Linked DNA regions of Homo sapiens: region 2 is linked to region 1. A link is an interaction called in ENCODE POLR2A ChIA-PET data of the cell type or tissue named here. Cell type or tissue: PC-9. All regions are shown on one strand.

Evidence for each region. Peaks named below come from ENCODE experiments on the same cell type or tissue, not always from the same donor. Only the 100,000 strongest peaks of a DNase experiment are listed, where the experiment ranks them.
Region 2: POLR2A ChIA-PET joins it to region 1 with 10 read pairs; 1 of 35 experiments calls an interaction of 5 or more read pairs at or near these places.

Annotation. Positions count from the first base shown.
Region 1 is chr2:132,420,401-132,428,400 of GRCh38, forward strand. All of the region lies in intron 1 of GPR39 (G protein-coupled receptor 39), which reads left to right. Among named protein-coding and RNA genes, the nearest start is that of GPR39, 7.6 kb to the left of the region's middle. RefSeq lists an enhancer at 1-66. In PC-9, a CTCF peak has its summit at 973; a DNase peak (open chromatin) is centred at 4,271; H3K4me3 peaks cover 2,071 bases; H3K27ac peaks cover 2,509 bases.
Region 2 is chr2:130,861,322-130,869,321 of GRCh38, forward strand. The region is part of intron 1 of ARHGEF4 (Rho guanine nucleotide exchange factor 4); the gene reads left to right. Among named protein-coding and RNA genes, the nearest start is that of ARHGEF4-AS1, 28 kb to the left of the region's middle. In PC-9, no CTCF peak of the experiment used is centred here; a DNase peak (open chromatin) is centred at 3,670; H3K27ac peaks cover 1,027 bases.

The DNA of each region.
Region 1 (8,000 bases):
GATTAATTCAATGCAATTTACTTTGTAAGTTTCATAAAACTTGTGCTTTGGGGCATTTTTAACCCAGAACAAATGAACATATAAATTGTTTACAAATCGCTGAATTTAATATAGTAATTTAGTTGTCTTTTTAGTATTTCATTTCACAGATGGGTCAAATTAAAATAAATATTTGCTTATTTCAAACATTTTAAATTTAATGTGAAATGTAAATGGCGACATATCACAAGTAGTTCTTGGAGCTCTTAAGGCAATAAAGAAAACAATTAAGATTGTTCGCCGCTCGTTGTTAAAAATGCTAACTTCTGCATGACAGAAACAAAATTCATAAATCTACGCAAGATGAGGAAGCCCATGTAAAAAATATTAATTTTCCTTCATCTTTCACTATTGTGCCTCAGTCTAGTCGATGTGCTGGGCTGGTGAATAAGGAAAACACATTGGGAACTCTGGGAGAGAAAGAGAGGCTGGGATACCTACTAGCTCTCAAGCAATTTACAGGAGAACACAATAGTGATGCAAAAGTGCACATTCCTGGAAATAGGAGTGTCTTGTCTTGCCTCTTGTCAGCCCAGTGACAAATCAGTACTAGACTTGGTTTCTGTTTCAAGGTTTCAGCCAGTGTGGCATGGTAATATTTGTCCGATGTCAGAACAGAGGTTGCTGGTCTGGATTTCTGCCTCTTCTGGAGGAAAGGAACTGATAATTTGATTATCTGTCCTGTCCCTTCAATGATGAGGATGTGTAAAATGAGACTTCCTTTCAAGCAAGTCTTTCCCCAGACCTCCCATCTTCTCTTTCTGAAGTCTCCTTTGGAGTTGTTCTCAATGCAGATAGCATCCAGGTCTGTGGACACTTGTGTGTGTCTATTGCACACATGGCTTGCTATCAAGTGTCACCCACTCAAAGTGGAATGACAAAGTAATTTTAAAAAAAGCATAGTTTTAATTTGTATAATAACTTTCAAGTGATTGGGACTCAGCTGCAACTACCTCCTAGAGAACTAGAGGGCAGTGATTGGCTTTCAACTATAGTTATGAAAAAAGATTTTACAGACAGTCATGAGGTTATTAAATAAAAGAAACATCATAGAAGATTCATAACTCTAGAATAATTACACTCTTTTGCATTCTGATTTGCTCTCCTGAGTCAGAAGGAAAGGGAAGAAGTTACATCTAGTGGCAGGGATTACACATCAACTTGGTTTGCTCATATTGAATATAGACATTATTCATCACGTGTATTTGGATGGAACAAAGGTTAGCAGTTGCTGCTGAAATGAACTACTCTAAAAATAAGGTTGATATACATTTAGATATTTGTGGCATGGTTCAGGGAGAAGCAAAGAGAAGGAGCTCAGAATCACATCCTCTGGGTTTTTAGACCACAGAATTAGGTCAAACCAAGCAGGGCCAGGGAAGAAGAAGAGAGAGAAGAGAGGGTAGAGGGTAGAGGGGAATGAGATATTGACAGTGGGTCCTCTTTACCTGAGGACAATCGTTACCTGAAAAGAACTCATAAAGTTGGTTCCTTTAAAGTGGGGTTGAAAACATTTGAAAAGAGGTCTCATTGGGACTTGAAAGTGAAAATTATGAAAAGAAATTTATTTGTATGTTACAAATATAAGTTATAGTTACAACTATATATTAATTCTTATAATGATTATTCAGAATGAATCCAATGTGGCTTGAGGGCACAATTTTTCTAACAAAACCATCTGATAACCTTTGTGTTTTATTTTCTCAGTAAGATTATAAAAAGGGCCTCTCTTCATTCTTTGTTATTTAAATCACCCTCATGGAAGCACCTATCCTTGCATTATCCTTATCAGTTTTCCATTCTTTCATAATTATCTGGTCTAATTCGAGCAAATCTTTGCTTGTCAGTGGCGTGGCATTTGAATCATCTGTTTCTTCAGCTTCCTTTTCATTGACTTCATGAAATTCTGTACCCTGTGTGCAGGCCATAACCAAAAATATAATTAATTTAAAAACCAATCCCTATACTCTACTGTATATTTCGTATTACACAGAAGTGGATGCCTTGAAATGCTTTGACAGTGCCCATAAGAATTTTTAGTAGTTGTTTTCTTCACTAGGTTAAATGCTTATCTTACAATCATGTTTTCATCATTAGTTTTCTTAGCAAAGGCTTTTTATTTGATATGAAAGGATATGTCAACACAGTCTTTGAGGGAAATACCATCAACATTAAATTAGTGACTTTTTTAGTGTAAGATATTATTTTGACTCCAATGTTTCAATATTTCAGAAAAAAGTTTTGCCTCAAATATTTTATGTTTATTACCCTATTTGTGATAGCTTTCATAAATTGCAAGTGTCCTGTGATCAGCCTGGCAGACAAATATAATAATGCTGCATTATTTTTATAATCAGGCTGTCTCAAAGATTTCATTTCTCTGTTGGAGAGATGCATAGTTTCCGAGGAAGGGGAGATTGAAATCCCAGTCCCCATTTATTAGCAAGCCTGTTCATCTGTCAGCCTCCTGGGGGCTGCTGAAGTGTAATAAGAGAGGCCTCAGTTGCACAAAGCATTTGGCTTATTAGTGCTAAAACCATTCAGAATAAAAGCCATTTACGAGTTGAGACAGCGCCGTGGAAGAATATTGAATTGGGAGTCAAGGAGCCCCTCTGGCTGTACAAGGCAAGGTCCGCTGGTCTACCATTTGGAGGACACTGTCGACTCCTATCCCTTTTCCCTCTGCACATGTCCCCTGCCAGGCTGCAGCCCTGGGACCACTCAACTGACTCTCCACCTCTACTCTTGGCTATTTACTGAGGACTGGAGACATGATTGGTCATCCTTTCTGCTGCACATTCTTGTAGATGAATAGCTGTCTTCTCATTGTGTCCTGACCTGGCCTTCTCTGCACATGTGTTCTCCTGGTGTCTCTTGCTCTTCTTATAAGGATGCTGGTCTTATCAGATTAGGGCCCCACCCTTACAACTTTATTTTACCCGAATTACCTCCCAAAGGCCCAATCTCCAAATACAATCACACCGGGGCTTAGGCCTTCAACATGTGAATTTGCAGGGGACACAGTTCAGTTTATAACACCCCTTAACTGCCTTATTCCACTGGCTCCCCTTCAAGTTCTTCAAGTGACCATGACTGGCTCTCTTCCCCCATGCTGCCTGTGTATGGGTTGTTTCCTCTGCCTGGCATGCTTTTCTATCTTACTCTATTCTCTACCTGCTCCCCACTTCCATCCCCTTCCCCAGGTTAATATCTTTCTCCTCTCTCAGATCTCCCCAGGGAAACTGGCCCATCCTCCCTGACTTCATTAAACCTCCCACAAAACAAGACTCACTGTTGTCATTTTACATTTAATTGTGCAATTACTCGACTGATGTCTGTCTTCCTTCTAATTCCTTGTGGATAGGTGCATGCCCTAATTTCCCTCAACACTGTACCTCATTCCAGCATAGTGTCTAGACATAGTAGGTAATGAATATTTGTTGACTGAACAAATGAATGAATGAGCCTCAGCTTGGAATTGAGAAGCAATGTTCTGTTTTCCCTTGGGCATGCATTCGTATAGAGGTTTATCATTCCTCAAAAGTGTTCTGGTTCATCTGAACCAAAGATGCTATCTTTGAAAGGGTTATGATTCCTCTGAGGCCTCTGAAGTCAAACCAACATGCAAAACATTTAAGATTTGCTTGCCCCTGAGCAAATGAACACTATGTGCTAATCAGACCCTGAATGTTAGCTTTAACCATGTATATCTGCCAGAAGTAACCGTGAGATGAAAGTGACTAGGGTGGTGAATGGTCCTTGTTAAAATCTATTGAACAAGATGTTAAATGCAATGATACAACTCTACACATTATTTCTTAGCAGGCTCTTTCACCACTTTTTAACAAGGGGTCCTCAAGGTAATGAGGATACAGTGGGGGTGACATTTTGAAAATATTAAACCATGTGTTTATGTCTCCACCTTAAATTGCATCCACTTGCAGCCATCTCTCTCAAGAGTGAGCCACACTTATCACCCCAGGGTAGGAATAAGCAGCTACTGCCTGGGACAAAGGTGTTGTGGATCCATCCTGGGTCCAGAGGATGGAATTACTGACCTCTTTAGCTGGGCAATTATCTTAAAAGCCAGACTTTGTGAAGGATGAAAAAGGATTGCCTAACTTCATATCTCTCCCTTTAATGTATCATGAGCCCAGCCTAGTGGACTGGATCAGCCAGTTCCAGATGAAACCATAGCTAAGGGGTTTGGAATTTATCCTTGGAAGCCATTGCAGGGTTTTAAGAAGTTAAACAGCACAGTTGGATTTCTAGTGCTGCCCCTAGAGTGACAGCATTTGTTGCATTCCAATTTGGGTCAAAGTACAGGCCTGGCTGTGTTTATAGAATAAAAAAACAGACAACCCTTCATTGGAACACAGTTCTGGCAGAGCAGCTGACACTGGTGAGTTCTCCTTTCCATTAGGCAGACCTCTGGCCCTTGGTTTCTCCAAGTCTTGCTGCTGCCACTGTCCTCCATGGCCAGACAGTGACTGCTTCCATTCAGCAACTCCCACTTTCCCAGCACGGAGGCCCAAACCGCCCCCATGTTGCTCAGGCCCTGATTAGGAGGTGGCCCTAGGGAGCTAAACTAGGTCACAGTAGCTCTCACCTGTCATCTCTATTGCTCAATGGTCTATTCGTTCTTCAACGACAATCTCCAGCTACGACCAACTCATATATCTCCCATGACAAAACTTCCTACCACTTACACTAGCATTCTGCATATGATATATCTCAGTGCCTCCCACTTCTTCCATGAAGCCTTCCTGGACTACGACAGCCTATACTGATGTTCCTATGCATGGTGAGCCATCTTAGACATTTCTCAGAAGGGGGCACAGATGATGTCTCTCGACTATATTGGAACTCCCTAAGATCAGGGACCCTTCACTGTTGTACATCTTCAACCTTCCTTACTGGGTTGGGGGCAGAGTAGCCATGCATTGCTTGAGAGATTGATGGATTGAAGTTCTCTGACAGTGGCTGCTGCTCCTGAAATGGAGGAAAAGCACCCTCACTGTGATCCTCAGGCAGCTCTCTTGGCTCTACCTTCCTTTCCTTCTTTCCCTGTGCTAGGCAGAATTCTGAAATGGCCTCCAAAATGCCTGGTCCATAAGGTATACGTATCTTCTCCCAGTTATTCAATCAAACACTAATCTAGTGCTGCAAGGAAGGAAAGTAATTAAGTTCCCAAATCTGTTGACCTTAAAATAGGGAGATTTTCTGTGTGGATTTAACCAAGTCACATGAGCCTTTAAATCTGGGTCTAGAGGTCAGAGGCAGGAGAACTAAGAGTCAAAGCATGAGAGGCATTTGACCAGGGAGAAATTCTCTGTTGCTGGCTTTGGAGATGGAGGGAGCTGGCAGAGAATATAGGTAGGTTCTAGGAGCTGAGCACCAGCAAGAAAATGGGCCCTGAATAAGCTTAGAGGTAAAATTCCCCCCCAGAACTTCTAGAAAAGAATTCAGCCTGGCCTACATGTTGAGAACCCAGGCATACCTTGCCTGGATCTCTGATCTACAGATTTGTGTGCTAATAAATAGGTGTTATTTTAAGCCACTAAATTTTTGATAATTCACTATGTACCAATAGAAAACGAATGGATTCACTGAACTCTGCTGAAAGGAGCTCCCAGGTAAACACATGGCCTACCTTAGTTATAACTTCCAAGACAGGTTCAATCTCCAGAAGCTTCTCTTTGAAAAGTCTCACCTTCCAAGAATTGCCTTTGGCCCAGCCATTCACAGATCCACCAACCACTTGTTGGTCACCTGCTCAGTGCTCAGTGATCTGGAAGTTTAACAAGATCCAGGGCACCATGGAATGTTCACTGGACTTTTAAACTCTCGTTTGGAGAATTACAAAATTTGTGGGTTTGAGTCCCACTGGCTGGATTTTCAGAATGCTGATGCCTTGATAGTCAGAAAGGAAAACAGTATTGAATTGATCTTATAATTATCATCCTTTTGGTAGCTCTATTTCGTCATAGCCTGGCAATGACTAGGCGCTGCATAAAGGTTTGGTGGATAAGCTGATGCCTAGGCAGCTCTGCTGCTTTCCAGAGTCCTCCTCACCAGAAGGGAGATGCCTGTACCCCTCATCATTTGGCTTCAGATGGAAAAAGTGTGTCAGGGAGGAAGCCAACCCTGGTGCTGAAGCAAGTCTGAATAACAGAAATGTCTTGGGCTAACAGACTTTATCATTTTCTGATTTTAGAGCCTTTCCCGATTTAGAAACTTGACAAAAAGTCTTGTTTGTACTTACTGAGTGTAAGAGCCATTCTGGCAAGCAGAGGGTTTAACACTCAGGCCACTGCTTTGCACACCGCAAAGGTGGCTAGGTAGTTGGAGAGCAGTGGTGTTACTGGTACCTAACAGACAGATCGGGAGGCAAGGCTGCAGCATCAAAGTTGCCATTGTACTTGTTCAGTGTCTAACTGTCCATGAAACTAACGGCATGCAGAAATGGGGGCAGGCCCAGCTGGGAGTGATGACGCTCATTAAACTTGCAGAGAGAAGCCACTCTCTTTCTTTAGTGAAGAGGAAAAAGATCAACTCTGCTTTAGAAATAAAACACTTTACACAGGGTGCTTGAGCCAGAGATGAAGTCATTTGAATATATATATATATGTACCTATATATATAATATACATATATAGGTACATATATATATAATATACATATATAGGTACATATATATATATATATATATATATATATATATATGAAATTTTTTTTTTTTTGAGACGGAGTCTTGCTCCGTCGCCCAGGCTGGAGTGCAGTGGCACAATCTCAGCTCACTGCAAGCTCTGCCTCCCAGGTTCATGCCATACTCCTGCCTCAGCCCCCGAGTGGCTGAGACTACAGGCGCCTGCCACCACACCTGGCTAATATATTTTTTTTTATTTTTAGTAGAGATGGTGTTTCACTGTGTTAGCCAGGATGTCTCGATCTCCTGACCTCGTGATCCACCCACCTCCCAAAGTGCTGGGATTACAGGCGTGAGCCACTGCGCCTGGCCTGACTTTACATATTCTATTCTATTTGGTTTTATATATTATATATGTTATATATTGTATGAGTATGTAATATAACATAATATCTTATACATATAATTCTTTGGAGACATATACTCAGCAGAAATAAAATTTCTGGCATATTTTTGAGTCTACTTTCTATGTGCTGCCATTCTGAAGGATTAAATATCACATTGAAATGACAGCTACATCTTTTTGTTTTTTCAGTTACATTTGGAAGAGAAGGATGGGAAGGAGTCTCAGTAAGTTGCCTAGGCTGGAGTATAGTGACTATTCACAGACATGATCATAGTGTCCTGAGGCCTCGAACTCCTGGGCTCAAGCAATCCTTCTGCCTTAGCCTCTTGGTAGCTAGGACTACAGGTGTGCACTACCATACTTGGCTTTTAAGCTGTACTTCATATATATATATAATATATATATAATATAAAATTATATTTAAATATATATATTATATATAGTTATATATATTATATATAGTTATATTTATATTTAAATATATATATATTTAAAAGACAGCTGATGGGTTTTCACTGTTTTTCAAGTTCAAGTTTACCCTTGATAGGGGTGACAAATGAGTCACCTTGGTGATTGAAGCTTGCTGTAGATATCCTCTAGAGAAGATGAAAAAAACTTCTGTAGGAACTAGCTGTTCTCCTTGTTAGACCTGGGGTTTTCCTCATTATTGAATCTCTTACAAGCTGACTTCCTCCAAGAAGCCTGCCTGGACTGGCTTTACCCTTCTCTCATTATTCCAGCAGATCTTCACATTTCATTTGTTTGTTCATTCATCAAGTATTTATGAAACTTAAGTTGTGCTTAACATCGTTTGTACCATAGAGATCAAAATGCTGGTTCCTCCTTTCAAGGAGCTTAATACTTGTCTCATTGGGACATCAAAGTATAAGGGCAGAGCCTTGTAGA
Region 2 (8,000 bases), 1.6 Mb before region 1:
GGCTGGAGTGCGATGGTGCAATCTTGCTCACTGCAACCTCCGCCTCCCGGGTTCAAGTGATTCTCCTGCCTCAGCCTCCCGAGTAGCTGAGATTACAGGCATTCACCACCACGCCCGGCTAATTTTGTATTTTTCTTTTTTAGTAGAGATGGGGTTTCTCCGTGTTGGTCAGGCTGGTCTTGAACCCCGACCTCAGGTGATCCACCCACCTCGGCCTCCCAAAGTTCTGGGATTACAGGTGTGACCCACCACGCCTGGCCAGGAGATACCTTAGATTCAAAGATGCAAATACGTTGAAAGTTAAGGGTGGAAAAACATACCATCATAACTGCATGAGCTGGGGTAGCTATATAAATATCAGCCTACATAGATTTTAAAACAGAAGTTTTACCACAGATAAAGAGGGACATTTTATAATGATAAAAGTTTAGATCTATCCAGACAATAAAACAGTTATAAACATATGCGCACCTACTAACAGGACCCAAAATACATGAAGCTGAAACAGGCAGAATTGATGGGAGAAGCAAACAATGTAACAACAATAGTTGGAGATCACCCTTTCATTCGTTGATAGAGCAACTAGGCAGAAAATCAGAAGACTTGAACAGCACTACAAATCATTAGACCTAACAGACATCTATAGGATGCTCCACCAAACAGAAGTAGGACACACATTTTTCTCAATTGCATATGAAATATAGTCCAAGGGCCAGGGGCAGTGGCTCATGCCTGTAATCCCAGCACTTCGGGAGGCCGAGGCAGGCGGATCACAAGGTCGGGAGATTGAGACCATCCTGGCCAACGTGGTGAAACCCCATCTCTACTAAAAATACAAAAAATTAGCTGGACGTGGTGGTATGTGCCTGTAATCCCAGGTACTCGGGAGGCTGAGGCGGGTGGATCACCTGAGGTCAGGAGTTTGAGACCAGCCTGGCCAACATGGTGAAACCCCGTCTCTATGAAAAATACAAAAATTAGCTGGGCATGGTGGCAGGTACCTGTAACCCCAGCTACTTGGGAGGCTGAGGCAGGAGAATCACTTGAACCCAGGAGGTGGAGGATGCAGTGAGCTGAGATCACGCCACTGCACTATAGCCTGGGGGATAGAGCAAGACTCTGTCTCCAAATAAATAAACAAATAAATATAAAAAGAACAAAGTTACAGAAGAAAACATAAGAGTAAATCTTTGCATCTTGGGTTAGGCAATGGTTTCTTAGATACAAGAAAAGCAGAAATGACAAAAGAAAAATTATGTAAATCCGGGCCAGGCACAGTGGCTCACGCCTGTAATCCCAGCACTTTGGGAGGCCAAAGCGGGCAGATCATGAGGTCACGAGATCAAGACCAGCCTGACCAACACGGTGAAACCCCCTCTCTACTAAAAATACAAAAATTAGCTGGGCATGATGGCATGCACCTGTAATCCCAGCTACTTGGGAGGCTGAGGCAGAATTGCTTGAACTCAGGAAGCGGAGGTTGCAGTGAGCCATGATCGTGCCACTGTACTGCAGCCTGGGAAACAGGGCAAGAGTCCATCTCAAAAAAAAAAAAATTTCAAATCAAATTGTGTATCTGATAAAGAATTTGTATCCAGAATATACATAAACAGTCCTTACAGGCCGAGTGTGGTGGCTCATGCTTGTAATCCCAGTACTTAGAGAGGCCAAGGCAGGAGGGTTACTTGAGCCTATGAGTTTGAGACCAGCCTGGGCAACCTAGCAAGACTCCAACTCAAAAAAAAAAAAAAAGTAAAAACAAAAATCTGTACAACTCAATAGTAAAAACACAAATACCTCAATTTAAAAGTAGGCAAAGAAAGGCGTAAGAATGGTATGAGGGACTTTACGGACACGGGAAAGGGTGGGAGAGGGCTAAGGGGTAAAAGACTACAAATGTGTACAGTGTACCCTGCTCGGGTGATGGGTGCACCCAAATCTCAGAAGTCACCACTAAAGAACTTATGTATGTAACCAAATACCACCTGTTCCCCCAAAACCTATGGAAATAAAAAATAAAAATAAATAAAAAATAAAAGTAGGCCAAGGATTATGCAACCTCATGAGAGAACCTGAAAACAATGAATAAAAATTAAAAATAGAAAAGGATTTCAACAGACACTTCTCCAGTGAAGGTATACAAATGGCCAATAAGCACATACAAATTTCTTCCGCATCTTCATCATTAGGGAAATGCAAATGAAAAGCACAGTGAGCTACCACTTCACCCCCATCAACACGACTAATAAAATATACAGCAAGTGTTGTCAAGTATATGGAGAAGTTGAGACCTTCATACATTCCTGGCAGGATTGTAAAGTGGTGCATCTGCTTTGAATTTGGTAGTCCTTCAAAATGTTAAACGTAGAGTTACCACATGACCCAGCAATTCCTCTCCTATGCATTTATCCAAGAGAAATGAAAGCACACATCCACACAAAGACTTGGACACAAATGCACAAAGCAACCTCATAACGGTTCAAAATCGTGAACAACTCAAATCTCCATCAGCAATTGAGAGGATGAACAAATTCTGGCATATCCATAGGGTGGAATACTGCTCAACAACAAGAGTGAGTTAGGCGGGGCACAGTGGCTCACGCCTGTAATCCCAGCACTTTGGGAGGCCGAGGCAGGCAGATCACGAGGTCAGGAGATCGAGACCATCCTGGCAAACACGGTGAAACCCCGTCTCTACTAAAAATACAAAAAAAATTAGCTGGGCATGGTGGCGGGCGCCTGTAGTCCCAGCTACTCGGGAGGCCGAGGCAGAAGAATGGTGTGAACCCGGGAGGCGGAGCTTGCAGTGAGCCGAGATTGCACCACTGCTCTCCAGCCTGGGCGACAGAGACTCTGTCTCAAAGAAAGAAAGAAAGAAAGAAAAAAAAAAAAAGGAGTGAGTTACTGACACATTCAGCAACATAGATGAATCTCAAAATAATTACGCCTAGTCACAGGAGCCAGTCACAAAGAACTATATTGCATGATTCCATTTATAGGAAATACCCAGGATCAGCAGGTCTATAGAGATAGAAAGTCAATTAGTAGTTGCCTGGGGCTGGAGTGAGGGGTGAAGTGTTGAAGGGGAGTGGGGAGTGAATGTTAAGGAGTATGGCGTTTTGGCCAGGCACGCTGGCTCACGCCTATAATCCCAGCACTTTGGGAGGCCGAGGCAGGCGAATCACTAGAGGTCAGGAGTTCAAGACCAACCTGGCCAACATGGGAAATCCCTTCTCTACTGAAATACAAAAAATTAGCCAGATGTGGTGGTGCACCCCTGTAATCTCAGCTACTCAGGAAACTGAGGCAGGACAATTGCTGGAACCCAGGAGGCGGAAGTTGTAGTGAGCCGAGATCATGCCACTGCACTCCAATCTGGGCGACAGAGCCAGACTCTGTCTCAAAACAAAAACAAAAACAAAAAATACAGCAAGTATTAGTACAAACATGTTCTAAGAGTAGATTATGGTGATGGTTGCACAACTCTGAATTTATTTAAAAACATTCAATTGTCTACTTTAAGTGGGTAATTGGTATGGTATGTGAATTATAGCTCAACAAATCCTTTTTAAACAGCGTGTGAGTGATGGCAGCTGTCTGAAGCACCTTTCCTTTGATGGAGACGCACATGGCTGTGTGTTCTGGGAGCAGAGCCAGCCAACCAGCCAGTACTTCCTGAACGTTTTTGTTGTATGCAAAGCCGATAAGGTGATGCAAGTGAGAGGTCATACTCCCTGTCCTCAGAGGAGGGACTTGCTACGTAAGCAAGGATTTGATTATGAAATCTACAACCACAGTTCAAAATTTTAAAGCATTTAGGGAGGGTTGGAGTAGTCAAAACAGGCATCTCAGAAGAGAGAGGAAATTGCCCTGGGCCTTCTAAGACAGGCAGACCAATGACAGGGATTTAGAGAACTGTGCATATGAGGGACTATGGCAGCATCGTGTCCGGTATTTACCAAGTGCTCCCCTTTACAGCCTCCTCGAGTGCCTTCTGGGGTAACCCAGGAGATGTTGTACAGTCCAGTTGCTGGAAAGTCATGCCTTGTATTAAATGGAAATCTCTCTCCTGTTAATAATACTCTTAGCACTGACGGTGCAGTTATTGTTTCCAGAACGGTGCTGAGCCTCGGAAATATCCTCTCAGGTCGTTCCTCCCACGTGAGGCAGGTTGTGTCACCTCCTCCTCCTAGTCATCATGGTTATTTTCCAGATGGAAGGACCTGGCCATTAGGTATAAAGTGATCTGCCACAATCACATTCCAAATCACACACTCAGGACCCCCTGCGGTGCTGTCGACTGCTGATCTTTCTCTTTTCTGATCCTCGCGGAAAAAGTCTAGTTTCCTTTCCATGTGATGGTGAATAAAGTCAAAGATAGGTTTTGTTTGTTTGTTTGTTTGTTTGTTTTGCCTCCAGTCATCTTTTCTTTTCCCTTGGGGTCAAACAAGCTCAGTTCTTAAATCATTCTGCATCCAGCTGGCTCTTGATCTCAGGCTGTGATCAAGTCCGTCAGTCCTTTACTTGAGTGTGGGCCTTAGACTGAGGGGGGATCTCTGGTGCCTGACCAGCCCAGAGGAGCAGTAGACTCACACCCCATTCTCCTGAGGGATGCATGTCAGTTGAGGCATTCCATGACAGAATTAGCTCTTTTGACTGCCACATTCCACTGTGGACTCAAATCCTGGGTCTTTTCTTCATGTGCTGCTAAGTTAGGTCCAGGGACCTGAAGAGGAAAACTTTAGGGTCGAATAAAAACATTGATCTGGCTGGGCTCAGTTGCTCACACCTGTAATCCCAGTACTTTGGGAGTCTGAGGTGGAAGGATTGCTTAAGGCCAAGAGTATGAGACAGATCTGGGCAGCACAGCAAGGCCACATCTCTAGAGACCAAAAAAAAATTTGTTTTAATAAAATAGCTAGGTGTGGTGGCATGCATCTGTAATCCAGCTACTCGGGAGACTGAGGCAGGAGAATTGCTTGAACCCGGGAAGCAGAGGTTGCAGTGAGCCAAGTTTGTGCCACTGCACTCCAGCCTGGGTGACAAGAGCGAAACTCCGTCTGGAAAAAAAAGAAGAAGGTGGGTATGGCAGGCAGGATTTTGGCCCACATGACCTTAGTCCTCTGGTGCTACTTCCATGCTATGTTATGTGGCAAAGGGACTTCTCACTAGGATGCATGATGTTAGCCGTGGGTTTCGTGTAGATGTTCTTTATCAAGGTAAGGACGTCTCTCCTTGTATCCTTAGCTTGCTGAGGGTTTTTATCACATAGGTATGTTGAATTCTGCCAGATACTCTTTCTGCATCTATTGATTGGTCTATGATTTCTCTTTTCTAGCCTGTTGATATGATGGATTATGTTAATTGATTTTTGAACCAGCCTTGCGTACCTGGGATAAATTCCACTTGGTCATGGTGTACAATTCTTTTGATACATTGGTGGATTCCATCTGCTAGAATTCTGTTGAGGATTTTTGCATCTGTGTTTATGAGAGCAGTTGGTGTGTAGTTTTTCTTTCTTGTAATATCCTTTTTTGATTTTGTAATGCTGGCCTCCTGGGATGAGTTAGGAAGTGTTCTCTCTACTTCTGTTTTCTGGAAGAGACTGCAAATAAACGGTATCATTTGTTCCTTCAATGTTTGGTAGAATTCATTTGTGAAACCATCTGGGCCTAGTGCTTTCAGTTTTTGAATGCTAATTATTGATTCAATTCCTTTAATAGATATAGGCCTTCCTGAATTATATGTGTCTCCTTTGTGAATAGGTACCAGTTCTGTACCCTTGTGTCTTTCAAGGAATTGATCCTTTTTGTCTACATTTTCAAACTGGGGGGTATAGAGCTGTTGGTAATGTCCCTGCTATCTTCCAAAAGTCCATGGTATCTATAATGATGGCTCCTTTTAATATATTATTATTATTATTTTTTTTTTTTAATGAGACGGAGTCTCACTCTATCACCAGGCTGGAGTGCAGTGGTGCGATCTCGGCTCACTGCAACCTCCGTCTCCCGGGTTCAAGTGATTCTCCTGCCTCAGCCTCTTGAGTACTGGGATTACAGGTGCGTGCCACTGCGCCTGGCTAATTTTTGTATTTTTAGTAGAGAGGGGGTTTCACCATGTTGGCCAGGCTGGTCTCGAACTCCTGACCTCGTGATCTGCCCGCCTTAGCCTCCCAAAGTGCTGGGATTACAGATGTGAGACACCATGCCTGGCCAATATATTGTATTTTCATTTTCATTCAGTTCAAAATATTTTCTAATTTCAGTTGTGGCTTTCCTTGGGACATAAGAGAATGGAGAAAAGGAAATAAATCAACAGGCAATTTCTCCCACTTTCTGAGTGTCATGAGTCCCTTTTCCTCCTCTTTCAGCCTGTACTAAGTCTTCCCCAGGGCTTTCTCATCTGTGCCCTCATGCCCACTTCCAGATCAGGAGCTACCAGAGATAAGATGAGGAACTTGCCTCAGCATCCTTCACGTTCCAGCCTTCTCCCCGGTCCCACTGCTGCTGTTTCCTCTGCAGAGTCCTCAGGCAGCCGCCCCCTGCGCCATGTTTTGGCTTCAACGCTGCGTGTGGTGGGAGCAAGGTGGATGTGTTTTTTTCTTTTTTTTTTTTCTTTTTTTTTTTTTTTTGGAGACAGAGTCACCCAGGCTGGAGTGCAGTGGTGCCATCTCGGCTCACTGCAAGCTCCGCCTCCCAGATTCAGGCCATTCTCCTGCCTCAGCCTCCTGAGTAGCTGGGACTACAGGCGCCCGCCACCACGCCTGGCTAATTTTTTGTATTTTTAGTAGAGATGGGGTTTCACCATGTTAGCCAGGATCGTCTCGATCTCCCGACGTCGTGATCCGCCCGCCCCGGCCTCCCAGAGTGCTGGGATTACAGGAGTGAGCCACCACACCCGGCCAAGGGTGGATGTGCTTTTACTGCATCTGGACCTGGGACTGGAGTCTCCTGGACGTCTTTTCCTTATGGAATAATTTCTTACAAGGCTGTGGTCAAGATGAGCCTAAGTAACCTGGAAGCAGCAGACAGTCACCCAGCTGGACATGGGGGTTGGCGCTGATGGCAGAAAAGGGAAAGGAGAGAACACTTCCCAGGGAAGCTGAAACCTGGCTGACTCTTGGCTGGGTGTGGGAGGGTGGGGTGGGGCGGGGCAGGTGTTCCAGGTGCAGAGACCAGCTGCGGTCTGAGGCGGGAGAAAGCGTGGTGTCTTTAGGGAATACAAGCTAAGGATTTCATACTGTCGTGGCACTGTGTGCAGCAGAACATCCAAGGAAAAGGCGAAATCAGGGAGAGGCCAGGTCAGGCAGGAAGTAGGACTTTGCAAACATTCTAGGGTGGTCAGATTTTGTTGCAATTTTATGGGGAAAGTATGACTTTCCTGTAGCTGCTGCAACAAGCTAGTACAAATATTATGACTTAAAATGCAGCCAGTGCATTACAGCTGAAGGACCGAAGCCCAAAGCCAGCCGCACTGGGCTGAAGCCAAGGTGCCTGTGGGCTGGTTCGTTCTGGAAGCTTCAGAGGGTCGGCTTCCTGCCTTTTCCAGCTTCCAGTGGCCGCCTACATTCCTTGGCTTATGGCACCCCCGTCCTTAAAGGCATCACTTCATTCTCTGGTTCCAGCATCACATCACCTTCCGGTGATCATATCGGGACCACCTGGATAATCTGGGTTATCTCCCCATCTCATGCACTTCATTACCTCAGCCCCATCCCTTTTGCCCTAAAAGGCAACAGTCACAGGTTCTTGGGCTTAGGACACAGACATCTTGGGGGTCCCTACTCAGCCTACCAAGAGGGCATTTCACAGATTTTGATTGGAGGGAGTGATGTGATACAGCTGTCATATTTGAGGCTTAGAAAGATCTGTCTGGCCACAGAGAGAGTAGGAGGAGTAAGGGTGGAGGCCTGCAGAGTGGTTGGGAAGCTGAGAAGTAATCTGTGCCGGTGATGGAAGGTACAGCAGAGGCAGTGGTGTGAGGATAGGAAAGAACACTCA